Linked DNA regions of Homo sapiens: region 2 is linked to region 1. A link is a loop called in an ENCODE intact Hi-C map of the cell type or tissue named here. Cell type or tissue: heart left ventricle. All regions are shown on one strand. Each heading gives the region's core, and the rest is flanking DNA. Links, peaks and the distances in the headings are about the cores only. Region 1 overlaps APLP2 (amyloid beta precursor like protein 2). Region 2 overlaps PRDM10 (PR/SET domain 10).

Region 1 (15,236 bases), core at 4,376-12,375:
GATATTAATAACACTAATGAATATTTTAATTCACTTGCCTAGTTATTTCCTTAGGGTGTGTATCTTTTTCTTTTTTTCTTTTTCTTTTTAAGACAGGGTCGCCGTCACCCAGGCTGGAGTGCAGTGGCGCGATCTTGGCTGACTGCGGCCTTGGTCCTGCGTGTCCCCCTTTCCACCCTGCAGCTGAGATTACAGGCATTCGCCACCACGCCTGGCTCATTTTTACTATTTCTAGTAGAGATGGGGTTTCCCCATGTTGGCCAGGCTGGTCTTGAACTCCTAACCTCAAGTGATCCACCTGCCTCAGCCTCATAAAGTGCTGGGATTACAGGCATGAGCCCCTGCGTCCAGACATCCTTAGGGTATCTTTTTAGAACTGGAATTGTTGAATCAAAGAGTACTGTTAAAAGATATATATATATATTTTTAGGCCAGGCCTGGTGGCTTATGCCTGTAATCACAGCACTTTGGGAGGCTGGGATGGGAGGATCATTTGAGATCAGGAGTTCAAGACCAGCCTGACCAACACGGTGAAACCCCGTCTCTACTAAAAATAGTAAAAATTAGCTGGGTGTGGTGGCGAACGCCTGTAATGTCAGTTACTCAGGAGGCTGAAGCAGAAGAATTGCTTGAACCTGGGAGGCAGAGGATGCAGTGAGCCAAGATTGTGCCACTGTACTCCAGCCTGGGTGATGGTGTGAGACTCCATCTTAAAAAAAAAAGTTAAATTTTAGAATTTAGTTTGTTTTCAAATTCAGTGGTGTTCTTTTTTGATTTTTAGAGATCGAACAGATTGATTCAGTCATGGAATAGCTGAAGATTAGTGGCATTTAATTTTATGGTTTAGCATGGAATTAATTATTTTATTAAATTTTTGGCATTTCCGAAAAGGTTTTGATTTTAAACTTTAATTCTGAAATATTACACCAAGCATCCTGAAGAGATGAGACATAATGTGATGGTTGCTCATATGCTCACCCTCCTGATTTCAGTTCTTCAGTGTTCTGTCATGTTTGCTTCATCTCCATCTTTTTTTTTTTCTGAGACGGAGTCTCTTGCCCAGGCTGGAGTGCAGTGGCATGATCTCGGCTCACTGCAACCTCAGCCTCCTGAGTAGCTGGAATTACAGGTGCATGCCACCATGCCTGGCTAATTTTTGTATTTTTAGTAGAGGTGGGGTGTCACCATGCTGGCCAGGCTGGTCTCAGTTCTTTTGCAACATTTACATGCATCTATAAACAATGTTTTTGTGTTTTAAAATTTACATTAATGGCATCATACTGTACCTGACCTTTTACAGCTTGCTTTTACTTTACATCATTTTTTAGTTTATCCAAGGTGTTGTATAGATTGAGTTAAAGGTTGTATTTCTGACCAGGCGCAGTGGCTCACGCCTGTAATCCCAACACTTGGGGAGGCCGAGGCCGGGGTGGATCACAAGGTCAGTAGATCGAGACCATCCTGGCTAACATGGTGAAAACCCGTCTCTCTACTAAAAATACAAAAAAATTAGACGGGCGTGGTGGCACGTGCCTGTAGTCCCAGCTACTTGGGAGGCTGAGGCAGGAGAATCACTTGAACCCGGGAGGCAGAGTTTGTAGTGAGCTGAGATTGCGCCACTGCACTCCAGCCTGGGCAGCAGAGCGAGACTCCATCTCAAAAAAAAAAAAAAAAATAGTTGTTGTGTTTCTATAGAATATAGATTAGTAGTGAAATTGCTGCTTTAAATTTTTTTGATGTTGCAGTTGCACATTTAAAAGTGAGGTTTTACAAATTAAAGTGCATTAACTGTTGCTTAAATATACATTGCTTTATGAGTATGGTTGAATAGTTCGTATAAAACTAGTTCCTCAAGACTTCACTAACATTAACATCAATAGTGCCTACCAGGTGTCAGTTTCTGTTTTTATTTTAAACAACAAACCCACATGTGGAACAATAGTTTCTGTTCTAAGCTTTTCTTGTTGTATAGATTATGTCATTTAGTCCCCACAAGATAAAGAAACCGAGGGACAGAAAGGTTAAGTAACTTGGCTAAGGTTACTCTGCTAGTAAATGACAGTGCTGAGATTGAACCCTAGCATTCAACCCTGCATATACTTTTCCTTTAGCATCCACTTTTGTTGCTTTTTGTCATAAATGAACAAAAACAGCCTAGTTAATTCAGAATAATCACATTAAACCATGTGAGTTGGTGGTTGGATGTCAGAATTGAAGTAATTTCTACTTAGATTGAGTATCAGGGTTGTTCATTCTCGTAGAGGCAGATTCTAGCTTACTGTTGGTATTTTTGCTATTTTTAAGCAATGCTTTTAAGTCTCGTTGATTGCTAAAGCCTGTTTGCAGGTACTGCCTCCCCTAGAGCCTTTGGGGTCCTCAAGGGTAAGCAGCATGTCAGGCTCACTTTCGCAATCCTGCTTCAGTGTCACATTGAGCTGTGTGATCCCAAAGTCCCTGTGCTAGCAGTGCTGAGAAACCTGACTGCCATTTGTAATGCAGTTTTCATGTGGGGGGACTGTTACACTGCTACAGCTTGTCATGTCAGGAGCCCATCTTCCCCTACTTACACATCAGCAACTCCCTTTCTCTTACCACTGGGGCGGTAGAAAGACTGACTTCAGTGCTTGCGCCCGAGGCCCAAGGCAGAGGATCCTGAGAGACTCATCCATGATGGCGAGGCTGGGTGGGTCTGTGTAGACTTCCCACTAGCTGGGCCCTAAGCCCTTTCTTAGACCACATTACTTTCTCATGATATTTTCAGGGTTTTCCCCCCTTAACCTCAGAGGTTAGTCTGCCAGCTGCATCTTCCTGCCACTGCTTCCTGCATCTCTTCCTGGGCTAAGCACCCTTCTCGCCCTCTCTTCCTCTCCCTCTACACTGTGTGGAGCACATGGCAGACGTATGCCCAGTGTAGATTACTGAGCCTTACCTTACACTACTGATCAGAGTCTTGGGGTGATCATCCAGTGATGTGTTGTATATTTCTAACTTTTTATTGTGGCAAATTACAAACATGGCCAAACAAGAGACGATGATACCGTTCACCCTCACGTACTGGTTGCCCAGCTTTGTAACCACCATCAGTTCATGAGCCACTCTTCCACCTTCTATAGGCCCACTCCCTCACAACCCTGATTATTTGGAAACAAATCACATACCATCTTTTCCCTGTAAATAAACAGCTATGTGTATCTTTCTCCCGACTTTTTGGGACAAGTTTTAGAAAATGTAATAGTGAATATCTCTGTACCCTTTACCTAGATTCTCCAGTTTTACCTGATGTTTTTCTCTCTCTGCATCTTATATGTATATTTTTGTGTTGCTAAACCATTTGAAAGTAAGTTGGGATATCACGACAGTTCATTTCTAAGTATTTCAGCTGGTTTCTCCTAAGAGCCAGGGACATTCTTCTATATATAATGACAATACAGTTGTCATGTTTGGAAATTTTCCTAAGTGTCCAACTAGTGTTTTTTATAGCTTCCTTTTTAAAAGGATCACATACTACATTTCATCTAGGATAGTTCCCTAGTCTTTCTTTAGAAACAAAAACTTTCATGACAATGATATTTTTTAAGAGTCCATGCCATTTGTTTAATGTAATGTCCCTGAGTTTGGATTTGTCTTAGTGTTTTAGCATGATTAGATTCAAATGATAATATATTTTGGCAGAAATACTGTGTAGGTGATATATTATTTTTAGGACATCACACACACCAGTTTGCTCGTTATCAGTGGTGTTAAATTGGTTATCTGGCTGAGGTAGTTTGCCAAGGCTTCCCACCGTAAAGACACCTTTGCCCCTTTGTAATTAATCATTGATTATTCTTACTGGATTCAATTATTACATCATGTTTTGTCTAAAGATTCATCTGTACTTGAGTAGAACACCTGGTTTTAGTTTCTTGGGCATTTGATTACAGAGGTGTGGGCAGGAATAAGGAAGGCAGAGCCATGTGGGGAGAGTAGCTGTGTGTGTCTGAGGCGGGCATGGAGGTGATCCTATTATATTCCCCGTCACGTGTTGCTGTAGCCCTGCAGTGGGACTGCAGTCAGGGGGCTTTTAAAAGGTCCCTGGCATCATGGCTCTGACAGATTGGTGAGTTCTTGTGGCTGCTTGGCTAGAACTGTACCATCCAGTCAGCCTTTGAAGGTACGAGATGTGCATCTGCTCGTATACATGAGACTGCTCCTGGCTGTGTAGACTATCATCATAAACTTCAGTGAGGGGCATTTTCACCTTGAAATCATGGTCAGATCCGCTCTGACAAAGATTCTCTTTTCCAGTGGGTGAATTTGTAAGTGATGTCCTGCTAGTTCCAGAAAAGTGCCAGTTTTTCCACAAAGAGCGGATGGAGGTGTGTGAGAATCACCAGCACTGGCACACGGTAGTCAAAGAGGTAAGAGAACTCGGGGGGAAAGTCAGCTGCTGTTGTATCTGTTAGGAGGGAAGTAGCACTTTTCTCCAAATCTCACCATGCTTTTAAGTTAGTTATGTTTCCCCCATTATCTCCTTAAGGTTTACAATTACTTCTGTCTTATAAGTTAGAAATATTTGGGAGAGAAGTAGGTATTTGTGTAGGAGAGCTCAGTGTTGACAGTCAGCTCCTGAAGTTGAGGATGTTAAGGAGGTGGCTGAGCGAGAATACTGTATGCTGCTGGTGAGGCTCCCAGGAAACCATCCTAACCCTAAGGCCGGCATGGAAATCGCCAGTGATAGAAAATATAGGTCTGGACATATGCACAGGCAGGACTGCATGCCATCTCACTTTTCTGGTGGCAAGAAGTACCCTTTCTTGTCTTCTGTAATTAGGCTGGCTCTGCTCTTTGGTCAGTAATCTTCCTTTGGTCAAATACTGAAGTAGTGCTTGCACCAGTGGTGAGTATCTATTAACATTGACCACCTTATCTGGCTTTAGTCATTATTAGAAAAAAATGCTCTCTTCCTGACTTTTTTCCACATTTGGGATTTCAGTATTTTTGGACCAGATCATGTTTCCCCATTGTAAATTAAAATTTATAAATCTTACAATAATATTATTACAATTTTTTTTTGACAGAAAATGTATGTGTTCATAAGAGAAAGCATTGCTAAGTGATTTGATAAGGGTTTATTTTGGAGGGTAGAGATCGGAGTGTATTTGACCACGTTTACTCTGGAGTATGTTCTGATGTGGCCTGTGGGTTTCTTTTAGGCATGTCTGACTCAGGGAATGACCTTATATAGCTACGGCATGCTGCTCCCATGTGGGGTAGACCAGTTCCATGGCACTGAATATGTGTGCTGCCCTCAGACAAAGATTATTGGATCTGTGTCAAAAGAAGAGGAAGAGGAAGATGAAGAGGAAGAGGAAGAGGAAGATGAAGAGGAAGACTATGATGTTTATAAAAGGTAACTCTTCTACTTTGAACTGTGAAGTCGTTTTGCCTTTTTGTTAGCCCTTCTGTAAAGACGGCTGTTGGCTGCTAGTCCCTCACTTCTGGATAAACTGGGCATTCCTTTGTTCTGCTAGAGTTGATTAAGCTTGCATTTCATTCTAGCCATTGCCAATCACAGGAGTACCTGTGATTTTTGTGTTTACATCATTCTGAGCTGTTATTTTCTGCAGGTTACTATGATATTTTTTAAGAGTCCGTGTCATTTGTTTAACATAATATCCCTGAATTTGGATTTGTCTTATTGTTGTATCATGATTAGATTCAAATGTTCACAAATACTTCCCGTTTGCTGATGTAGCTGGGCCCCAGGGCTTAGTGGCACGGTGAAATGTGCGTTGAGCTTATTTCCTGCCTCTGTTTTTGTGTTTCAGAATAGAGAAGGGACCCATTGTTGTGCTTTGCACATAGGAGCTATTAACCTTCCTTTTTTTCTATTTTGGCCTTCAGTGAATTTCCTACTGAAGCAGATCTGGAAGACTTCACAGAAGCAGCTGTGGATGAGGATGATGAGGATGAGGAAGAAGGGGAGGAAGTGGTGGAGGACCGAGATTACTACTATGACACCTTCAAAGGAGATGACTACAATGAGGAGAATCCTACTGAACCCGGCAGCGACGGCACCATGTCAGACAAGGAAATTACTCATGATGTCAAAGGTAACCCCATGTAGAGCCATGGCTTTGAAATCCATGTGGTAATTATTCACTTAGACTTTTGCATTGCGTCTGTCACAGGTAAGTCAGTCACAGAAGGAAAGGTGTGGTACCTCTGCACTGAAGGTGAGTTCAGCTCTCCAGTGCAGTGATGGGATGGTGCCGTCTTAACAAAGTGGGCAGGCAGGCACATCCAGGGAGAGATGTAGGATTGAATTAGAGAACGGGGACTAGAGAGTAAGAGAGACAACGTAGTCCGCCCTTCAGCAGGATTCTTCCACATTCATCCTAAAATGTTCCCTCCCCAAGGGGAGCTCCCCTCTTCGATACCACTCAAGTTCTGGCCTCCTAGAATAGAAATGGTTTTCTTGGTTTTTCTTTTCCTGCTTGTCTTCTAATCTGTAGGCTGCCCTATTTGTCCAGATGTTTTAGTTGGGAGGGTGAAATTTATTGACCTGCTGGTAACAGATTGGGGCCTGCAGTTTTTTTTTTTTCTCATCTTGCCAATTAAAACACGAAAAGGTTGCAGTAGTTCCAGAGCCATTAACATGCAGCCTCCTGCTGATCGTATATTTGAAACCAATTAAGATGCGAAGAATTATTTAGGACCCAAGTTGGGGGAAATTACTTAACCAGTTGAGAAGTTTGTGATTTGCCTTAGAGAACATAAAAGTGGGAAACAATTGTCCGTTCTAGGTGCTTGTCTTTACTACGGGTATCACCACTTAAAGCAGCCTTTCCACTCACACTGTCTCCTGAATAGACAAACTAGGCAGATACCTCCACTGAACAGATCAGAAATGTGAGGCTCTCGCAGCTGTGAGACAAAGGAATTGCTCTACGTCAATCTAAACTCAGATCTAGACTCCAGAGGGTGCCAAAAAAATATTTATCCCAGTTCCTAAATGTCTCTACTCTGTGGGGAAGCAACTTGTCCTCAGCAAGGCTGGCCTGAGCTGGAGCTTTCGGCCACCGGGCCTCCAGGCTCCGTCCAGTCTCAGGCCTCCCCCAGCCCATCCCCCAGCTCGCCAGCCTGTAGCATTTTGAAGCATTTGACGTCACTGCCTCTGTCCTGCTGACACTCTGACCATTTTCACACAGCTGTCTGCTCCCAGGAGGCGATGACGGGGCCCTGCCGGGCCGTGATGCCTCGTTGGTACTTCGACCTCTCCAAGGGAAAGTGCGTGCGCTTTATATATGGTGGCTGCGGCGGCAACAGGAACAATTTTGAGTCTGAGGATTATTGTATGGCTGTGTGTAAAGCGATGAGTAAGTCCTGCCTCGCGCTGGTCCCGTGCGGCAGCACCGTCCTGTCTGGCGTCCGTCTCCCTGCCGTCTTCGTGGCTGCATCTGTGTGGTGTCCCTGCCCACTCGGGTGTTTGCTGTCGGTCGTCTTCCCCTCATCTTTGTGCTTTCTAGATCTAGGCTTTGCTCTCCTGCCGGCAGTGGTAAGCTCAGTTCTCGTGTCCTGTGCTCACCGTGTGTCTGGTGGTGCTTGGTGGTGATGGTGCGTACCCACCTTGGTATAGCGGGCAGCACAGCCAGGGGCTTGTTCTTTCTTGTCTGGCTTTGGAGTCTGCAGGTCCCCAGGCCACTGTAGTATTGGTGGGGAAGGCAGCTGTCCCCTGGGCTGGCTCTAGCTTAGAGGCACTGAACATTCCTGTCTTTGAACTGCCCTGTCACTGACCCCTGTGATGCATGCCAGCTCATGGGGCGCCTCCTCTCGAAAGGAGTGACAGTGAAGTACTTTGGGCAGTCTAGAATATTGAAATATCTTGCATAATGCACTCTAGAGAGAGCTAGCAGCCAAGTGGTAGTGACTCACTCTGTTTCTTCAATATTTTGCAACCGGGTCACACAGCTTTAGGAAGTGAGAGGATTTCAGTTGGTGTGTGCTTTGGTGTGACAGGAAGGTCAGTGGTTCAGTTGAGTTGGGTTTATGCTGGACGTTGGTAGAAAGAGTTTCTACCAAGAGTTTTCCCTTTTCTCCATGGCTACTCCTTTTTCTCGTTAAGACCTTCAGTCTCTCACCTTGCAGCACTAACCTACACATTAGGAAAATCCTCAGGCCAGACAGTTTTTCTTGGTTCCTACTCTGGAATTTGTTGGAGTAATAATTTGCTATGAAGAATTTGGCTATAGCTTCTGACGGTTTTTCATTCACATGCCTTCATGTTCCCTCTTCCTTCCTTCTACCAAAAGATCTTTCAAATCTTAATGTAATATGGCAGTGCCTTGAGTGCTTCCCTTCCAGCTCCAGGAAAGCTGTTTTTATTCGGTAACAGTTGAAAGGTGAAAGAAAAGGAGGCCTTAGGGAACCTTGGTGAATAAACTTTGCGTTTTCAGGAAAGATTTAGAAATAGAAATTATTGTGATACTTACTGCTTTGTAAAACTTGGACTGAAGCCTGAGGAATCCCACTGAGTGTGGAGGTGGTGATCTCTACCCGAAGGGTCAGCTGGGTGGTGCTGTGAGACATGATGGAGTGGCAGGTCTGTAAAACTCCCGTTTGCTGTGGCTTGGATGAGATTTGCCTCGGAGAAGCTTTGTGTTCATGTTCTTGTGGGGCCTCTGCCTGGAGGGCTTTGCAGGTTGAGAAGCATCAAGTTTACTTCCAGTGGGAGCGTTTTTGTTCTTCTTTGAAGGGGCTGAGGCTGGCGGATGTGCCGGCTTCATGAGTGGGTGATTCCACAGGGACCGAGGGTGTCTTCAGAAAAAAGCATTTCGGCCCGCTGTCCTCTCCACTCTGGTCCCAGGGAGGCTGGAAGCAGCCTGTGTTTGCTGTTCCCTTTTTCCAGTCCAGCAATGTGAACCAAAGGCTCCGTCTCCAGCGCTCAGGCCTTTATAGCACAGGCATGTGTCACTGATCCGCATGATGGACTGCAGTGCTTGAAATTCTCCTCCACTGAACTTGCGAGTGTCTTGGGGAATGGCATTTACCAAGTTATCGATTCTAATTTAGTTAATCTGAAAGTGGGATATTGACACCCTTTTAAAACTTATGTAGGGCTCATATTCTTCATGACTTTAGTTGTCGTTTTTAGGTCTGTTAAATGGGCAAATAAAAGATGCTTCCGACAGAAAAAAGTTGAACTGGCTGGCTAATTTGTAGCTGTATTCATCAATTATATGGTTGTTTTAATGTATTAAAATGATACAATTCTAGAAATTAGGTGAATTTGCTTCTGAATTAAAAATCAGTTGAACCTTGGCATTCACTCTCCACTTAGCTCTGAAATTGTGTCATAATCTATCAAGCAAGTCCACACCAGCTTGGGAAATCTTGCATGAATTAGGCTAGTAAGTGTTACCTTAGGTATGTCTTGAGAGGCTGACTGAGTAAACTTGTCATCTCAGTCCTTTCCCTTATCAGGCTAAATTCCATCGTGCAGAGACTTGCTTGGGCCCCATGAGAGATTATGCCCATCCAGCAGTCGGGGGTGCTCCAATGGGCCTGTGCTCTGGGGAACGCTTGGGAAGCCCTATTGGTCAGTGTCATGGATCAAAAAGCCCTATCTTCATATCGGTGAAAGGTGTCCTTGTCAAATAGAGCAACTCAGTTTTATCCTTGTTGGTTCTGTCACTGATGGTGGGGCTAAGAGTCCTTCACTGATACTGAAAACTCAAAATTATAGCTGGAGTGATGGGGACTTTCTCTACCCAGCGTATATGCAAAGAACATTCACTTGAGCCTGTTTTCTGTTGTAAATTAAGACTCAAAGATAGCCAGAAGAGCAGAGGTACCTGAGTAATAAATTTCTTTAAAAATAAGGAATTGCATAAAAGTGCCTCTACAGGGTCTGATTCCTGCCCTTGTCTCTGTTCAGATGCTCAGTTACGAGCAATAAGGTAGCTATTGTTTAGGTTTCCAGGGTTCGAGCACTGAAGGGAAGGTATAGAAGAAACCACCTCTTTTTCAGCCCTGAGGTCTTAAGTAGATGCCTCACTGGTGCTGAAGCTGCCAATAAATTGCTGTATTAGCGTGGGCTGACATGGTTGATGAATATTGTGTAAGGAAGATTGCCCACTGTAATCTAACCAAGTGAAGTCTTGGCAGATAGCAGCACCCTGCACTTAGAGAATGCCACAAAACAAATTGAGTCCATCCTGCAGGTCCTGAGCTGGGTTTTCTTCCTAGAGCACAGTGCATCTGATCCCAAAGAGAACTCCCTCTGTAATTTTGTTTCAGTTCCTCCAACTCCTCTGCCAACCAATGATGTTGATGTGTATTTCGAGACCTCTGCAGATGATAATGAGCATGCTCGCTTCCAGAAGGCTAAGGAGCAGCTGGAGATTCGGCACCGCAACCGAATGGACAGGGTAAACCTTGACAATTTCTTCATCTTCATGGTACTTGGCTTTGGGTAGCATGGTTCTCATAGCTGAAGAAAAGTAATAGCTTCTCCCTAGATTGTCATGCTGATGTATAAGGACTGGTGAGTCAGGAGAGAGTTACCAGTGGAGCTGCCTTCTGGGTGGACTTCTTCACCACCTGCATCCAGATAATATATAATATAATTATCCTCTGAGCACTTCCTATACCATTATCTGCCCTTTTTTTTTTTTTTTTTGCCATTAACTTGCTTTAAAATTTCTTTATTTTAAAGAAGGAAACTTTATATCACTGTTATCAATAAAAAGCTAGTACCATTTGCCGTGAGAAGAAAGTGACCAACCATACAAATATATTAGATGAAAGCAAACATGTACTAATACATGCTAGCTAGATACTGCTGTCTCTGGAAGGTTCTGAGTCTCAGAGATGTTTCTTTTCCTTTAAAAGGGTTATAAGAGAGCAGCAGGAACACCAAAGTGCAACTTTTCTTCTGGATTTACTCAGGATTGAAGAGAATTGAAAAGGGAATGCCTTGCTAGGCCTAAGCTCCACCCCAAATCCCACACAGTCCCATGTTGGGCTTACAGTTTGCAAAATGCTTATTGTTTTATCCACATCAGCTCTGAAAAGTAGGTATTAACCTCAATTTTTTTGGTGAGGAGACTAAGGCACAGAGACTTTTAAATAACTTACTCAAGGTTATGTAACAAAGAGGTCATGGAATTGAGGCTCCATCTGGGGATAGTTGAGGCCTGGAACCTTCTGAGGCAGTAACAATGCTAAGCTCCTAAGAGATTGTGTGATTGGTTTCCTTTTGCAGTTTCCTGTGAGATTTAGCATCTGACAGTGTTTTTAGCAAATGGAGGAGTTGTTTCGGGGTATTAATCACTGCTGACGGCGTTTTTGACCTTTGTTCTAGGTAAAGAAGGAATGGGAAGAGGCAGAGCTTCAAGCTAAGAACCTCCCCAAAGCAGAGAGGCAGACTCTGATTCAGGTAAGATGCCTTCTCTGGGGACATAGCTTTCAGCCTGACCATTGGAAAATACGGTCAGAGCCCCATTCCCAACGAAATTAGGATTGGACACCACCTCCTTTTAGGTGAGGGCTTACAAGGAAGTTGTAACTGGCCTGTTTTTCTTTTTCACCTCAAGTATTGCTAACCTATGGTAGAAGGAAACCAAACCCCCACCAGAGCACACCTAATTCATGCCAGAAGGTAACCTTAGCTCAGCTGCCTTTCGTTAATTCTGCTTTCCTGGCAAAAGTCCTCTGCCATTTTCAGTCTTAGACTGTGACTTGTTTTTCAGCAGTACTGAATTTTTTTTAAGACTAATTGAAAGTCAAAGGATAGAAAATAAAGATCTCTGATACAATTCATCTCTAACTTTGTAGACTATAACTAAAATCATAGCAGCAAACTGCATTCCCCTTCAGTAGAAGAGTGTTGCTAGGAATAGGGATAGCAATTTCCAGGACTGATTTGGTTTTTACAAAACTGATTTTGTAAATTTTAAATCATTTTATGTTTAGCTGAAATGCCTTTCCTCCTAATGTAACACTTTAATAAAGTGTTAAAAATAATCTTAAAAGGCTTTTTTATTGATCACTTAGAAAATCTAACAGTTTTAATTCCTACAGAAGTCAGTGCATCTTGTTCAGGGAAATGTAGTTCAGCAGGCTTAAACTGTACCTGTAAACCTGGCTGGATACCTCACGGATAACTTGCCCTTCATGACTTTATTGATAGTAATGGCAAAAATCACAATTACTTTTGCACTAACCTAATGACAGGAATACTTCAACAGAACTTACCACATAACTCCCATTGGTCAGTGGTCTCAGAGTTTGGAAGTTAGTGCCTTGCTGCAATGTGGGAAGGACAGTGTTCTTTTTTTATAGTGCATATTGAGAAACCAGGCCTTGGGCTTGCAGGCACTAGCACTTGTAGTTACACAGATACTAAGGAGGCCCTTTGACACTGAGGTTTAACTTGCTCTCTTTAAAGAAGGAAGTAATTCTCCTGATAGAAGTAGAATGAAGGTAGGATGAAGTAGACTTTGGATCTTACCCTTGCTCCACTCTCCGAACCTGTTACTGTCTCGCATGGGCACTGACAGGAGAAGCACTGGGGTCTCAGGGTGCTTGCTTAGGCTTCCTCTGGGTGCCACAAATCATGTGTGGTTCCTGCTTTCTTGGTTTAGCACTTCCAAGCCATGGTTAAAGCTTTAGAGAAGGAAGCAGCCAGTGAGAAGCAGCAGCTGGTGGAGACCCACCTGGCCCGAGTGGAAGCTATGCTGAATGACCGCCGTCGGATGGCTCTGGAGAACTACCTGGCTGCCTTGCAGTCTGACCCGCCACGGGTGAGTCCTGCCCCTAGCACTGCCTGCCCTGAGGTGGTATATGTAGGGGACCAATGTATGACACTCAGGTCAGTAAAAGTGACATTTGTATGACAAGTTCTGGCAAAGCTGAAGCTAAGGAAAGATGATGAGGGAGGAAAAGGTATTACATTCTAATATCTGTGTATATAAGCTAAGCATGACATCGCTTTATGCCTGCGTATACCACCTGTGATGTGAAAGTGTTTTACGCTGGAAAAGTATAACCTCGCGAAATTGATGGGTAATTATCCAGTTATTGAACTTCCTTTCAAAGAATGAAAACATGCTATTCATGAAGACTTTTGAACAAGTTACATTATAAATAAGATTATGAAGAAAGGGGTAAAGTAATTTCTTCTGAAACTCTTGTGTGAGTGGTCTCAAATGATTTTGTCCCTTAACACTAACCTGCCTTGCTTTGGGGGATGGAAAGTATTGGGAGGATATTTGTGTCCTTAAGTAAGCCGGTTAAAGTCTTCTCTCTTTGGGTGACACAGGAGACTATCTAGCTTATAGGTGTCAGAGGCTGAGCCAGGAAAAAGGACAGATCAGAAGAGAACGGGAGTGGGCAGGAGATTCTGGAAAATACTGTATGTTAAGGAGCCAGTATAACTTTGGAACTTAGTTTTGCTATTTTACCTAGACAGTTTTTTTGTTACTTGGTAAGCTAAAAAAGCCTTCCAGTTACAGCTTTCATTCTTGTGCCTAGCTGAGCTTTACATTCTTAAGTGAACTTTTTAAGCTTTTGTTTTCCTGCCTATTTTCAATTCTCTAGTCTCTGGATATTAAAACAACTGTTCTCTCTTGCAGCCTCATCGCATTCTCCAGGCCTTACGGCGTTATGTCCGTGCTGAGAACAAAGATCGCTTACATACCATCCGTCATTACCAGCATGTGTTGGCTGTTGACCCAGAAAAGGCGGCCCAGATGAAATCCCAGGTACAGTAGATGTAGTAGAAATTGCTGCCGTGAGGGCATTTCCAGTGGGGAACATAATGCCTTGACTAATGGTTGACCAGCACTGCTAGTTGCATTTGCTACTAGTCCTTAGAAAATGAGTTTTGATTTCCGAAGACATTCGGTACGTGAACTGGTTTTTGCAAGGTCACTGTTTTTAAAACATCTTTTTAAATACTTTTTTATATTAACTGCTTTATACTTAAACAATTTCTGAATTTTTTATATCATTTATTTCTGATTTAGGGTATTGCCAGAACCAATATTCAAGATCCTTTTCTAGGTATATTTATCAAGCAGATCTTAAAAATTGGTCTCTTGTTTTGTGCAGTATAGTTTTTGTTTAGACAGACACTTTTACATTCCTAGGTTTTGTCCAGCTTTACTTTCATCTACAGAGGTTTGTTTCTGGTTCCTACTTCTAATATTGGTGTTGTTCATATATTAACTTGAGTTTTACTTTTTTGTATTCATAAAAATGAGCTTGCCTACAAGACTGCTAGCTTCCGTTTAAACCAGGAAGTCTCCTAGCTCAGCCTTAGTTTTCCTAGAGGGCCTTATAGTAACAACGCTGATCTTACTTGATTTCCTCTCATATTGTAAATACAGTGCTGTGCTGATTGTGAGTGTCAGGGTACATGGGCTCACTTACTGCACGGGTGCTGGCCTGTCAGCCCAGAAACCCTCCTTCCCCACAGCTGCTATGAGTGTGAAGATGAAAAGGTAATGTGCCTAAAGGCCTAAAGGCCTTTGGAGTATTGGAGCTGAGCTGCTCCATTTGTGGAGCTGGGGGTCTGTCTCAGTGCCAGACTCCACACTGGCATTCAGTGCTGCCGGGTTGACTCCCTTGAGTGCCCTTGAGCAGCTCACACGCTAGTGTAGAGATAATAACTGTAAAGGTGAAGAGCAGGTGTTTTTTTGTCTGTTTGTTTGAGATGGAGTCCCACTCTGTCACTCAGGCTGGGTTGCAATGGCACCATCTCAGCTCACTGCAACTTCTGCCTCCCGGGTTCAAATGATTCTCTTGCTTCAGCCTCCCAAGTAGCTGGGATTACAGGTGCCCACCACAGTACCTGGTTAAGTTTTGTAGTTTCAGTAGAGACGGGGTTTCACCATATTGGCCAGGCTGGTCTTGGGCTCCTGGCCTCAGGTAATCCGCCCACCTCTGCCTCCCAAAGTTCTAGGATTACAGGTGTGAGCCACCACTCCCAGCCTAGAGCAGGTGTTCTTAGATATACAGAGTTCACTTCAGAAGCTGGTTGTTTTGGGGAATAAAAGAACTCAGGCTTCTAAAGAGTGGGAAGAACGTGGAAAGGGGCTGGGTTGGAGACCCTAAGGGGCATCTGGTGTGGGCCTGGAGCTCAGGACTTTGCTTCACGCTGGATGTAGCAGAAGAGGAGAAAGTCCAAGAGGCCTGGATGGAAAACGCATGCATCTTGACAGGGCCTAGGCTCTTGGGGTCTACTTGAT
Region 2 (15,236 bases), core at 4,680-12,679, 140 kb before region 1:
TCTAAAACCTAGTGTGTAGCATGTCCTAAAGAAATGTTCCTGACTTGTCTCTGGCTGTCATCAAGGAAGATACTGTATAACCAGAAGAGAACTGAACTAAGGTTTCAAGGCTTCAAAACCAACCAACCGGGTGAGAAAACACAGGATGACAGAAACAAGTCCAGCAGTGAAGCCCGTCGGGCAGGTCTGAGACGGTGACCTCCGCCTGCTTCTCCCTCTCCATGAAGTGTCCCTTTGCCCTGCCACTTCCCATGCAGAAATCTTCACACCAGGCAGTAATGCCTCCTACTTTCCTTGTGCACAAAGGGCTGCAGAGACTATCAGCTCAGGTTTCCCATCAGGGTGTGGCACACCTTTCTTCATGCCTCCAAGTAGGCACGCAAGCAAATCTTTCTTCATGTTCACCCAAGAAATGTGGACTTTTCCCTAATTCAATTAAGAACTTTTCATGTACCAAAAAACAAAGACCGATCCTCCCATCCCATTTGAGAGTTTGTTAGCGATGCATCAGGGCCCCATCAGGTGCTTCAAAGGGGCTCCTGCCATTCACTCAGAACGAAGAAACATGAGGCTGAGACACTTGTTGGGGGTCCTAGCCCGACAATCCTACATGAAAATCCTTGAGAGTTCAAAAGGAACCAACATTCAGTGCGAGTTCTAAAGAATGATAAACCTTGATGTTTGCCTTTTTCTTTTTATAAAGAGTAGCAGCTGGTTGGCTGGTAAAATGTGAAGGTAATTTCACAAAGAAATCTGTCAGGAGTTCTCTGTTCTATCCTCACAAGATAGTAGGTGGGAACCTCAAAGCACCAGAGTGCAGCACGTGCCTGCAAAAAAACTGCACAAATCCTAAGCGTCCGACCTGAGAGCTGCTCTCAGAGGAAATGCCTCTGGCTCGAGGAGCAGAACTCCACTAACACCCAGAAGCTCCTGTGCCCTCTCCCCAGGATACCCACCATCCTCCCCAGGATCCACCCAGCCTCTGGTGGGCTGCAGAGGGCAGAGCAGCGCAGTTCGGAGCTCACCTGAGGCTGGTTTGCAGTCTTTCTGACTGTAAGACTCAGTCAGCTCCAGGGTGTGACCTTCCAGGGTTGCAAGGGAGACTGTGAGGTGCATCCTAGAGGTCCCTCTCCTTGGTGGATCTTCTACTCCAGTTCCTGTCTCCCCAGCAACTTGAAACTACTGAAAACCCCGCTCTTCTATCCCACTGTGTTTTGACTTGTTTTTTTGACCAGCACAGTCTGGTAAGCAAAGCTCTCGAGGAGAAACCAGTGCTGGACTTGAGGCTCACATCCTCATCCCTTCCCAGCCTCGGATTCTGCCCCTCCTGTTCTAACTGCACGTCCCCATCCCTTCCTGGCCTCGGATTCTGCCCCTCCTGTTCTAACTGCCTTCACAGCCCTTCAGGCCCATCCTTTACCTCCTCCGCCCCAGGAGATCACCTGGAGCTCTGCAGGCTTCTCTGCCTCTCGGCAGCCCCTTCCGACCTTCAGTTCCTTAGGCATATGTCCCCTAACTAAAACTGTGTTGATTTTACTTCCAAATGGAATTTAGTTGCCAGGAAAATGTAAATTAAAGCCACAATGAGATGCACTTTCCATGCACTAGGATGGCTTGAATCAAAAAGTCACATAAGTGTGGCCAGGATATGCTGAGATCAGAGCCCTCACAGGCTGCTGGTGGGAAGGTAAAGGGTGCAACCACTTTGGAAAACAAGCTGGCAGTTCCTGGAACAATTAAACATCATAGTTACCGTACGACCAAGCAATTCCACTGCTAGGTACAGACCCTGGAGAAAGGAAAACATGAATCTACACAAAGACTTAGACACAACGTTTATGGCAGTGTTATTTATCATAGCCAAAAGGGGGAAACAACCCAAGTGTGAATTAATGCAGGAGTCTCCGACCTTGACCCCCGGGGCCGCACACAGGTACCAGTCCTGTGGCCTAGGAGGACAACAGCAGCGGTGGACTCTCATAGGAGCAGGGACCCTGTTGTGAACCGTGCATGTGAGGGATCAAGATGCTCACTCCTTTTGAGAATCTAACTAATGCCTGATGATCTGAGGCATTAGTTAGATTCTCAGCTTCATCCCAAAACCATCCCCAACCCCTTGTCCATGGAAAAATTGTCTCCCACAAAACAAGTCCTGGTTGGGGACCGTGGCATTAGTGGACAAATGCATAAACGAAATGTGGTATATCCATACAATGGAATATTTATTATTTGACCACAACAAGGAACAAAGTATTGATCCATGCTACAACATAACTGAACTCTGAAACATTATGCTAAGTGAAAGAAGCCAGTCATAAAAGACCACATATTTTATTTTTAAAGTCCAAACCAGGGAAATCTATAAAGACAGGAAGTAGATTAGTGATTTCTTAGGGTCAAGAGAGGATGGGAAGATGGAGAGATAGCTAAAGGGTATGACATTTCTGGTTTTTTTTTTTTTTTTTTTTTTTTTTTGAGACAGAGTTTCACTCTTGTTGCCCAGGCTGAAGTGCAGTGGCACGACCTTGGCTCACTGCAACCTCCTCCTCCCAGGTTCAATTGATTCTCCTGCCTCAGCCTCCCGAGTAGCTGGGATTACAGGCACGCACCACTAGGCCCAGCTAATTTTGTATTTTTAGTGCAGATGGGGTTTCACCATATTGGTCAGGCTGGTCTCCAACTCCTGACCTCAGGTGATCCGCCTGCCCGGGCCTCCCAAAGTGCTGGAATTACAGACGTGAGCCACTGTGCCCGGGCTATGATGTTCCTTTTTCAGGTGATGAAAATGTGTCAAAATTGTTTGTGATGATGGTTGTACATACCTATAAGTACGCTAAAAAAACAGTGAATCGGGGAAAAATTCTGACAGTACAGAATTGTTTGAAATAAAAAGTAAAAGTTACCCTCTCTCCCACCCCAACCCATTCCCTAGATATTGCCATTGCTGACGTTTTAGTGTCTGTCTTTCCACTGATCTATCATATATAAACACAACACACATAAACTAGCTGTCTTTATATACAAATGTACTCATGGAGAAATGTAATCATACTTTTTTTTCCATTATCTTAAATATAGAAATATACTTTAACTTAACAGTATGCTGTGGACACCTTTTCAGACACTGAAAGTCTCTGCAGTAATCTCATTGCTTTCAACGTACAGATGTGCCAATCATTTATTTAAATACTCCCCTGATGGGCCAGGTGCGGTGCCTCATGACTGCAATCCCAGCACTTTGGGAGGCCGAGGTGGGTAGATCACCTGAGGTCAGGAGTTCAAGACCAACCTGGTCAACATGGCGAAACCCCGTCTCTACTAAAAATACAAAAATTAGCCAGGCATGGTGGCGGGCACCTGTAATCCCAGCTACTCAGGAGGCTGAGCCAAGAGAATTGCTTGAACCTGGGAGGTGAAGGTTGCAGTGAGCCGAGATCGCATTACTGCACTCTAGCCTAAGCAACAAAAGCTAAATTCCATCTCAAAAAAAGTATAATAAATAAATAAATATTCCCCTGATGGAAATTTTCTTTTTTATCCTCATAAAAAAATTATAAAATATGGCCAGGTGCAGTGGCTCACAGCTATAATTCCAACACTTCTGGAGGCCGAGGCTGGTGGATCACTTGAGCTTGGGAGTTCAAAACCAGACTGGACAAGATAACAAAACCCCGTCTCTACAAAAACTACAAAAATTTAGCTGGGTGTGGTGGCATGTGCCTGTGATCCCAGCTACTCCGGAGGCTGAGGTGGGAGGACTGCTTGAGCCTGGGAGGTCAAGGTTGCAGTGAGCTGTGATGGTACCACTGCACTCTCCCTGAGCAACAGAGCAAGACCCTGTCTCAAAAAAATGTGTGTGTCTGTGTGTGTGCGCGCGTGTGTGTGTATACACAGACTGGAGTGCAGTGGTGCAATCTCAGCTCACTGCAACCACTGCCTCCCGGGCTCAAGCAATTCTTCTGCCTCAGCCTCCCAAGTAGCTGGGATTACAGGTGCCCACCACCTCGCCTAGCTAATTTTTTGTATTTTTAGTAGAGACGAGGTTTCGCCAATTTAATTATTTATGATGTAGAAAGATACATATACATTCACACACAAAGAAATGTCTTAGGGAAGAGTCACCAAAATGTTAACCACGGTTACCTTTGAAAAGTTAAATTTGAGTAACTTTACATCTTTATAACTTTTGATGGTTTCTGAATACTTTTCAATGGTATTCAAACTGTATTTTCTTAATAATCAAAAAGCTATTTTTAGCCAGGAGCAGTGGTTCACGCCTATAATCCCAGAACTTTGGGAGGCCAAGGTGGGAGGATCACTTGAGCTGAGGAGTTCAAGATCAGCCTGGGCAACATGGCAAGACCTCCCCCCAACCATCTCTACAAGAAATACAAAAATTAGCTGGGCATGGTGGTGCACACCTAGTGGTCCAAGCTACTCAGGAGGCTAGGGTGGGAGGATCACTTGTGCCTCACAGGCAGAAGTTGCAGTGAGCTGAGATGGCACCACTGCACTCCAGCCAGGGCAACAAGCAAGACCTTGTCTCAAAATAAAAGTCTTTAAAAAATTTTTTTTTTCTTTGAGACAGTGTCTCATTCTGTCGTCCAGGCTGGAGTGCAGTGGCACGATCTCAGCTCACTGCAACCTCCGCCCCCCAGGTTCAAGTGATTCTCCTGTGTCAACCTCCCGAATAGCTGGGATTACAGGTGCGCACCACCACGCCCAGCTAATTTTTTGTATTTTTAGTAGGGACAAGTTTTCGCCATGTTGGCCAGACTGGTCTCGAACTTCTGATCTCTGGTGATCCACCTGCCTCTGCCTCCCAAAGGGCTGGGATTACAAGCATGAGCCACCACGCCTGGTCTAAAAATCTTTTTATTTCTCCTTTTTTTTTTTTTTTAGACGGAGTCTCGCTCTGTCACCCAGGCTGGAGTGCAGTGGCGCGATCTCAGCTCACTGCAAGCTCTGCCTCCCAGGTTCATGCCATTCTCCTGCCTCAGCCTCCCGAGTAGCTGGTACTACAGGTGCCCCCCACCGCGCCCAGCTAATTTTGTTTTTGTATTTTTAGTAGAGACAGGGTTTCACCGTGTTAGCCAGGATGCTCTCGATCTCCTGACCTTGTGATCTGCCGGTCTCGGCCTCCCAAAGTGCTGGGATTACAGGCGTGAGCCACCTCGCCCGGCCTAAAAATCTATTTTTATTTTGACAAAATATTACACTGTAATGGTTCACTCCTAGTGAGGTAATTTTTCCAGAGTTAGCTTAGTGTATACAGGAGAGGAGAAGGCTTAGGATGGAATAGACTAACTGAAAGGAGTGAAACTGAAGAGACCTTTGTTCCCACTTCCTAAGTATGGCACTAGACTAAACTATAAGAAGAACATACTCCTCAAGGTAGCCTAGAGGAAAGCAACATGAACATTGCTATTGAATCAGATTCCGAAGTCCGCCATTATGTTCCCTCCTGTGACCACTGTCCTCTCACCGACTCTCTGCCATACCCACACCGGAGGGAACCCGACATGAATGCTGCCGGATCTCCCTTCAAATTCAGGACCACTGATCTCAAAGCAGCACTCAACACTGGCTCCCACGCCCATTCTGCCTTGGAATGAACTTTGGATTCTTGTCTCCAAAAAGGACTACTCCTTTCCCTCCTCTTTCCCCCTAGGCTTCCCCTCCACCATCCTGACTCCAGCTGATGCCTCACGCTTCCCTGGGAAAAGAGAGCCCCTCAGGCAGGTATTCCCTCAGCTCCCACATCAGCACCCTGTCCTCACCGCACTCGCTCAGCGGAGGTGGCCTTCCCACTGGGTGGCTGGCACCAGGCCTTCTGGGACCCTCCAGGCCTTCTCTGCGCACCAGCTAGCATGTGCTAGAATCTATCTTTATTAGAATAAAAAACTGTGTACTTTTCTAGACTTATATTTCAACAAAATCTTTACATTAAACAAAACCTTCCCTTGAGCCCGCGTTCCTGCTCACCTACCTGCCATCTGTCTGCTCTTCCCCACATGCACTGAGACTCTGCAGCACACACTGAAACTCTGCAGCGCGGCCTGCAGTCCAGCCCCACGGCCTCACTGTCCCCTCCCTGCCTCGGCCTCGGCCCACCCTACTCGGGCTTCTATCCCCACCACTCCCTGAGACGGCACATTCTAGAGTGTCTACTGCAAAATCCAGCGCTCCCCCACAGCTCTCATCCTCCCTGACCTCACATGGCACTCACACCCTCTGCAAATCTCTTCCCTTCATTCCTGATACTACGCCTTCCTGATTTTTCTCCCATCTCCCTGGCAACACCTCTGCAACCTCTTCTGGTGGCTTGACCTCCACAGGTCGCGCTGCTGGGCTCTCTTGGGTCCTCTTTCTTGTTTTTGGCTTCAAACTCTCCTTCCGCTCATCCAGCCTTTAGGGTGGCAACAGCCATCTCCTCTGCGAGGATGCTTTCTCCGCCACTGTCCACCACCTACCTCCTTCTCATTATCCAGATCTCAGGGTCAATGCTACCTCCTCAGTAGGCTTTTTTGATCATCCTTTCTCATGGGATTCTGCTGTAATACTCTGCAAAGCATTTACCGTCAGTTAGGCGAGTTCAGTATGTGTGCACTACCTGTCCTCCTGCTGGAAGGCCGCTGCAGGAGCATCACCTCACTGGAGCTGATGAGGGAGTGTCCCCAGCACCTGCAACCATGACCGGCCCAGGAGGCCATCTGGAATGAATATAGTGCAGTCTTCTGCTTAGGAGCTAATTTGTTACTTCCCAAAACCCTCTTAGGATGAACTCTCATGAACAAAAAACAGTATTGCCATTAAAAATAATGGTATTTAACTGTTCCACAGCTAAGAAAGTGTGTGTGTGTGTGTACATACATATATATAGATATGTGTATATATATCTCAATGTTTATAACTGAATTTTAATGAGCTGAAAAGAACAAACAACACTATGGGGGGAAAATGCAATTGATAGATGACATGATCTCGTACAATACAACTGTCAAGGGACATGGAACTCAGCTGCTCCCAAGCCACACAAAATCAAAACCAGTCTTTGTGAATGCAAAGAACGCACTGTAAGTCAAATATGGTATTGGGCAGGGCACAGTGGCTCATGCCTGTAACCCCAGCACTTTGGGAGGCCGAAGTGGGAGGACTGCTTGAGCTCAGGCGTTTGAGACCAGCCTGGTCAGTAGGGCAAGACCCTGTCTCTACAAAAAGTTAGCCAGGTGTGGTGGCATGCATCTGTAGTTCCAGCTACTCAGGAGGCTGAGGTAGGAGGATCACTTGAGCCTGGGAGGCAGTTTGCAGTGAGCCGAGATTGTGCCACTGCACTCCAGCCTGGGTGACAAAGACAAACCCTGTCCAAAAAAAAAAAAAAAAAAAAAAAAAAAAAATATATATATATATATATATATATGTATATATAGTAATAAAAGAAATTCTTTAATAAGTCCAATTCTTATAACCCAAGGTATAGATCTTGAGGTTCATATGTAGTCTCTGAATATTTTCATATTCATGAGCTGTGGCCCTCCCATACCAATGCTGCAAGATTAGTCCCAGTGCTTCCGTTCTTAGTGTACACAGAGGTGTTGGGCTCGTGGTGGATTAACAGCAGGCTCATGGTGGTGTGGCAGAGTCTGGGGTGTGTGGTTCTGCAACCAGAATGTAGATCTCCTCCTCGCCCTGTGCCTCCAACCTGTATTAGTTAATGGAGGGGGCAGAGGCTTAGGATGGCAACAAGAATGGTTGGAAATCACACATAGTGCTCCCTTGTGTAGCAGGCTGTGGCAAGTCCTTGTGGCTTAGGATGGCAACAAGAATGGTTGGAAATCACACATAGTGCTCCCTTGAGTAGCAGGCTGTGGCAAGTCCTTATGTCATAGCTGGGGCCTTAACATGACCTTCTAGCAGCCTGCTACTGACCAGACTTGCTCCTCCCCACCTCTAACGCTGTTGTGTGAATTTCGTTTGCTTTGGGTTTTTTTTCGAGACAGGGTCTCACTCTGTCGCCCAGGCTGGAGTGCAGTGACACAGTCTTGGCTCACTTTCAAACTCTGCCTCCCAGGTTCAAGCAATTGAACCTCAGAAACACGAGTAGCTGGGACTACAGGCGTGCAGCACCATGGCCGGCTAATTTTTTTGTATTTTTAGTAGAAACGGGATTTTGCCATGTTGGCCAGGCTGGTCTCGAACTCCTGGGCTCAAGCGATCCACCTGCCTAGGTCTCCCAAAGTGCGTGAGCCACTGCACCAAGTCTGCTGCATGACTTTGCGTGGAGGGCAACAGATCTCTAGGGTCGGGGGCCTGGATTGAGACTCCTCAACTGCCAGCTCCAGCTCCATGACCCAGGTGAGGGAAGTTACTTTTCAAGGCATCAAGACTTCATCTATAACATGGTTACAGCAGGACCAATAGTTCCAATTCCCTAAGGTAGAACTATGAAATAAATGAAGTACACTGTGCAAATGAAAACCCACACCTGGCCCATAGGAACACTCAACAGTGCTCATTGTTGTGGTTTTTGTATTTATTAATATATACTTATTAATTCTCCCTATCAATTCATGTTCATTCCCAGGGTTAAAAGGAATAAGAATAGCCAAATGAAAATAAGCACCTCAAGTTCTTGTCTGCTATTGTGCAGTCAAAATATACCTGAAATTCAAATCACACAGATTATAAACTCTCCACTAATAGGGAAGGTTTGTCCAGCTAAGAAAAATTACAGCATATTGTAGCTTCAGAATAATACTTTTATTGGCCTCAATTTCAGCAAAATATTGATCTATATCCTTTATTGTTTGGAGAGCTTCAAACAATAAAGGCAACAGCTTTCCTGCCATGTCAACAAACCACACAAAACTGCCTTTATTAATGATACTCTGGTTTCTATTATGCTTATTTTTGTAGTGCCTTTTCATCTTTTCAATTTCATTCAAAATTCTGATATGGCAACAGATAATAACCACTGTGGGTAAGGATGAGGAGAAACTGGAACCCTCATACACTACTGGTGAGAATGTAAAACACTGCTGCCAATATGGAAAACAGCCCGGCAATTCCACAGAAGACTAAACATAGACACACCAAATGACTGAGCAATTCCTCATCAAGATGTAATAAACCCAAGAGAAATAAAAGCATATGTCCCTAAAAGACTTGTACATGAATGCTCACAGTGGCATTATTCATAATAGCTAAAAAATGGAAACGATCCAAATACTCATCAACTGATAAGTGAAGAAAATATGGTATATCCATATAATGGAATATTATTTGACCATAAAAAGGAATGAAGACGCCGGGTGTGGTGGCTCACGCCTGTAATCCCAGCCCTTTGGGAGGCCGAGGCAGGCAGATCACGAGGTCAGGAGATCAAGACCATCCTGGCTAACACGGTGAAACCTCGTCTCTACTAAAAAACACAAAAAATTAACTGGGCGCAGTGGCAGGTGCCTGTAGTTCCAGCTACTCGGGAGACTGAGGCAGGAGAATGGCCTGAACCCAGGAGGCGGAGCTTGCAGTGAGCCGAGATAGCGCCACTGCAGTCTGGCCTGGGCGAAAGAGTGAAACTCCGTCAAAAAAACAAAAAAGGAATGAAGAACTGGTACATGCTACATACAACATGGATGAACCCTGAAAACATTATGCTAAGTGAAAGAAGCTAGTCACAAAGAAATACACATTGAACAATTCCATTTATGTAAAATATTATATGAAATATTAATTTGCAGAATAAGCAAATTAATAGACACAAAAAATAAACAGTGGTTGCCTAGGGATTAGGAGGAGATAGAAAAATTAATGGTGACAGCTAAATGGTTCAGGAATTCTTTTGGAGGTTATAAAAATGTTCTAAAATTGATTGTGGTGACAGTGACAGCTGCACAACTCTTTGAATGTATTAAAGCCATTGAATTGTACATTTTATTTTTAAATTTTTATCTATTTATTTGAGACCGGGTTATGAGACTGGCAATTTTTATATTGTGGGTAGAGACGGGGTTTCGCCATGTTGCCCAGGCTGGTCTCGAACTCCTGGGCTCAAGTGATTCACCTGCCTCGGCCTCCCAAAGTGCTGGGATTACAGCCATAAATCACCGCACTTGGCTGAACCATATACATCTTAAATAAGTGAACTGCATGGTATGTAAATTTTATTTCAGTAAAGCTGTTCTTAGAAAAAAAAAAAAGAGGAGATGTTAAGTCAATGCAAACTTTTTTTTTTGAGACGGAATCTCGCTCTGTTGCCTGGGCTGGAGTGCAGTGGTGCAATCTCGGCTCACTGCAAGCTCTGCCTCCCAGGTTCACGCCATTCTCCTGCCTCAGCCTCCCGAGTAGCTGGAACTACAGGCGTCCGCCACCACACCCAGCTAATTTTTCGTATTTTTAACAGAGACGGGGTTTCACCGTGTTAGCCAGGATGGTCTCGATCTCCTGACCTCGTGATCCGCCCGCCTTGGCCTCCCAAAGTGCTGGGATTACAGGCGTGAGCCACTGCGCCCGGCCAAGTCAATGCAAACTTTCTAGAAATATCCAGAGGCAAGAGAAACTGAGGGCATGCTTAGGGACCAGTAACTATGAGAGAGACAAGCCTCAAACAGTAGTAAGGATGGGGCTATAAAAGACCACAGGGAAAGTAGAAGAATTTAAACTTTATTCAATTGGTCTACAGTTCCCACACTTCATGAACTGGTTGCACCAGAGTAACATAGAAAGCTAGGTGAAAGACAAATTCCAGGCCAGCACAGTGGCTCACTCTGTAATCCCAGCACTTTGGGAGGCTGAGGGGGGATGATGGCTTTAAGCCCAGGAGTTCGAGGTTGCAGTGAGCGGTGATCATGCCACTGCACTCTACCCTGGCCAACAGCAAGACCCTGCCTCTGGGAGGGAAAAAAAAAAGTCATTGAGCATGCATGTTTCTCAGCTATGAATAATGAATTTAGAAAGCTTCAAGCACACATCCTCCAGCTCCCTTCTGAACAGCAGTATTCGGTCACAAGACAGCTGGTGGGGGATACAGATACAATGTAAAACCCTGTTTCACCCATGCACCCAACACTATTTAGCCCCAATATCTCAAGCTCTTTTATTGAATTAGCCAGTGCAGTAATTAAGTAGGAGACTTTCAGGTGGGTCTTATGTGGCCTGAAAAGCTTTCCTTCCAGATGGTTCTGGGTGGTACCTATGACTCAACAAATCACAAACCCAAGTTGTTAGGATAAACTCCTGGTTAATGTATAGAGGCACAATCTTAAGTAGTAAGCTGTTTCCTCAATAAACCCATGTGCTTTAAAATGTTTTAACTAGGGAAAACTTTTTAACTTATTAAAATTGCTTAGAGGAAAATCATTCTAGAGCATAATTTTCATAATTTAACACTACAATATGTAATATAAAACAGTGTAACTACTCGTTCACTCTACGACTCCTGAAACATACAGTCTTTAGTTCAAACAGACTGAACCAAGCCTCAGACACAAGATTAAGAAGAAAACTCAGGCCGGGCACGGTGGCTCATGCCTGTAATCCCAGCACCTTGAAAGGCTGAGGCAGGTGGATCACCTGACATCAGGAGTTCGAGACCAGCCTCAGCAATATGGCGAAACCCCATCTCTATTAAAAATTCCAAAAACTGGCCAGGCATGGGGCGTGGTGGCTCACACCTGTAATCCCAGTACTTTGGGAGGCCGAGGCAGGTGGATCACAAGGTCAGGAGATCAAGACCATCCTGGCTAACATGGTGAAACTCCGTCTCTACTAAAAATCCAAAAAATTAGCCAGGCATGGGTGGCGGGTGCCTGTAGTCCCAGCTACTCGGGAGGCTGAGGCAGGAGAACAGCATGAACCCAGGAGGCGGAGCTTGCAGTGAGCTGAGATCGAGCCACTGCACTCCAGCCTGGGTGACAGAGCGAGACTCCACCACAAAAAAAACAAAAAAAAATTCCAAAAATAAGCCGGGCGTGGTGGCGCATGCCTGTAATCCCAGCTATTCAGGAGGGTGAGGCCTAAGAATCACTTGAACCTGGGAGGTAGAAGTCGCAGTGAGCAGAGATGGTGCCACTGCACTCCAGCCTGGGTGACAAAGTGAGACTTTGTCTCCAAAAAAAAAAAAAAAAAAAAAAAGCAAATTGATACCATACTGGTTTGAAGTAATTCCCTTTATATCCAATTCACACTCCCTATAAACACGTTAATGTGGTCCTCACCTGTTTTTATTATCATTATTTTGTAGAGACGGAGGTCTAGCTATGTTGCCTAGGCTGGTCTCTAACTCCCGGCCTCAAAGTGATCCTCCCACTTCGGCCCCCCAAAGTGCTGGGATTTATAGGCATGAGCCACTATGCCCGGGTCCTCACTTTTTCCTCACTTTTTTTTCATTTTCAGTTTCTCATACCTTTAAATATGAAACACAGATGGTAGAAAAATAAGTATTTTATTAAAGACAGTGAGCTCAGATAGACAACATACTGACATTTTATTGCCTTCATAAAAACTCCGTCTCACTGGCATATAATGAAGACCTACAAGCTACCAAATTTCAACCTCCTCCATCTTAATAAAACCACCACCGTAGGACTATGTTCACTGGTCTAGGATTCAAAGGTACCTTCCATTAGCTGAGGCATTTCTTGAAGTGGAAAAAGAATGTGAAGGCAAGCAAATCACAGGCTCACTGCTAACATAAAGTGGGATAATGTCTGTTACAATGTGGCTCAATAGTATAGAGTATAATGCAAATGTTAATAATTATTTAAATTGTGAGGACCATAGGCTGTTTTAGATCATGAAGGTGTCTCATCCAGAAAAGACTTATTCTCAATTAAAAGATATTTTAATACATTTTCATTATTAAACAATTGTTTTGGGAATAGATCACTCTTAACTGCAGGCTTGGGTTCTCTCTTAACTGATGTATTTCACCAGAAAATATGTAAAGTTCAACTTCAAATTGACAAAATTTTAAAACTATGTGATTAGCAGCTGGGCGCAGTGGCTCACACCTGTAATCCCCGCACTTTGGGAGGCCCAGGTGGGCAGATCACCTGAGGTCAGGAGTTCCAGACCAGCCTGGCCAACATGGTGAAACCCTGTCTCTACTAAAAATACAAAAATTAGCTGGACATGGTGGCGGGCACCTGTAGTCCTAGCACTTTGGGAGGCCGAGAGGGGTGGATCACCTGAGGTCAGGAGTTCGAGACCATCCTGGCCAACATGGTGAAACCCCATCTCTGCTAAAAATACAAAAATTAGCTGGGCGTAGTGGCACGCGCCTGCAATCCCAGCTACTCGGGAGGCTGAGGCAGGAGAATAGCTTGAACCTGGGAGGAGGAGGTTGCAGTGATCCGATATCGCGCCACTGCACTCCAGCCTAGTGACAGAGCGAGACTCCATCTCAAAAAAAAAAAAAAAAAGTAACCGGCCTGGTGGCGGGTGCCTGTAATCCCAGCTACTCGGGGAGCTGAGACAGGAGTATCAGAGAATCGCTTGAACCCAGGAGGCAGAGGTTGCGGCGAGCCAAGATCACGCCACTGCACTCCAGCCTGGTGACAGAAAAAATAAAAATACAAAAATAAAAACTATGTGATTAGCATTTTCTTCCGCAGGAGACACAAAATAGAAGCATTCCTGTTTAGAAATCTTAGCCATAACTATTCTTTGTAAACGCTTAACCAGACCATTTCACTCAGGTGTACCTACAACATGTTAGCTTCATTTGCAAATTCCCTGAAGGAATTAAAGACCACAAAAATAGAATCCTTTAACAGATGCAGCTCTTTATTTTAAAAATCAGTATAATCATAGTCCACCTGATTCGAAATGCATTCTGTGGAAATTCAATGTTACTTAAGTAAACAGCTAGTGGAACAGTAATAATTATAGCTACAGGCATTTATGGAGCACCTATCCCGTGCCAGGCACTGTCAGATGTCCTTTAAATACCTGATCTCAATTAACCCTCACCACAACCAAGAATGATTAATTCTCCAAGGTCACAGTGCTGATAAGAGGAATTTAAGCCCAGATTCCTTTTACTACAAAGCTTGAAGCTCTTTCCCCTGTTTGCCACAACAGCTTTCATCCTAGGCAAAGTGGCCAGGACCCGAGCATGGTTTCCACCTGCTGTTGTAGCCGTGCTCTCCCACCAGATGACGCAATCACCAGGTTAGACTTGATCTCGAGGGAACCAGAGGAGGTTGTAATTCACTACACCCACAAACAGATTTAACTGAGCAAATTACTCAACAGCCAGAGTTGAGGTAACTACAAAGCTGTGATGAAGGGCTCCCATTGTAAAAATTCAAATAATTTTTTAAAACACAAGAATACTTATTAAATGCCTATTCTGTTTCCAGCATTCTTTTAGGAACTGAAGAAGACATTGGATGGACTATATAAACATTCAGCACAGAAGGAAAATATAAATAACATTTATTCACCATTGTTCTAGAAACAAAGCTACCTGTGTGTTCAGAACACAACACAGCAGTCCTGAAATAGTAATTGAATCAGTATTATGAAAATAAATTACTCCAAATACTTTTTCTAGTTCTCTCAGGCACATGCATTTCTCTAATATTGGAACTGCTGGTCATTAAAGTATGCATGTTTTGGACTTTCTTGATAATACTGTTTTCCAAGGTAGTCATATGAATTTATATCTGTACCAGCCATCTATGAAAGTCCCTACTGTTCAACATCCAACTTTAATTTAGGTATACAGTGTTCTGGCACTGTGGCTGAAATGTGCATTTCCTTCATTAACATGGTTGAACACCTTTTCATGTTTATTAGACATTTGGATTTCTCCTTTTCTGAAGTGGCTGTTCAAGACTTTTGCCCATTATTCTATTAGTGCCTGTAGCATCTTGTTTAAGAAATGTTTCTCTATACTAAGGTCATGAGTATCTTCCTATATTAATTCTAAAAGTGTTATTGTTTTGCCTGCCTTTCTGCCATGCCTCCAGGTCATAAATCAAGTGTCTGGCTATGCATAATACTGTTTCTGGACTCCATATGGTGTTCTATTGGTCCATCATTATTAGCCTACCCAGTGCCAATATTACACTATCTTTTTTTTTGAGATGGAATCTCGTTGTGTCGCCCAGGCTGGAGTGCAGTGGTGCGATCTCGGATCACTGCAAGCTCTGCCTCCTGGGTTCACACCATTCTCCTGCCTCAGCCTCCCGAGTAGCTGGAACTACAGGCACCCGCCACCACACCTGGCT

Evidence for each region. Peaks named below come from ENCODE experiments on the same cell type or tissue, not always from the same donor. Only the 100,000 strongest peaks of a DNase experiment are listed, where the experiment ranks them.
Region 2: a loop joins it to region 1, with 2.4 times the contacts of the local background. A loop is called at or near these places in 33 of 110 quality-filtered maps.

What each region holds. Positions count from the first base shown.
Region 1 is chr11:130,116,419-130,131,654 of GRCh38, forward strand. It overlaps APLP2 (amyloid beta precursor like protein 2), which reads left to right. Exons shown (of 17, transcript NM_001142276.2): 4 at 4,288-4,400; 5 at 5,196-5,392; 6 at 5,887-6,095; 7 at 7,194-7,361; 8 at 10,282-10,412; 9 at 11,348-11,422; 10 at 12,630-12,788; 11 at 13,620-13,748. Among named protein-coding and RNA genes, the nearest start is that of ST14, 36 kb to the right of the region's middle. RefSeq lists enhancers at 2,472-2,551, 6,806-7,307, 7,308-7,807. In heart left ventricle, for the core only: no CTCF peak of the experiment used is centred there; a DNase peak (open chromatin) is centred at 7,773; H3K27ac peaks cover 1,766 bases.
Region 2 is chr11:129,978,414-129,993,649 of GRCh38, forward strand. All of the region lies in intron 1 of PRDM10 (PR/SET domain 10), which reads right to left. Among named protein-coding and RNA genes, the nearest start is that of PRDM10-DT, 17 kb to the right of the region's middle. In heart left ventricle, for the core only: no CTCF peak of the experiment used is centred there; no DNase peak of the experiment used is centred there.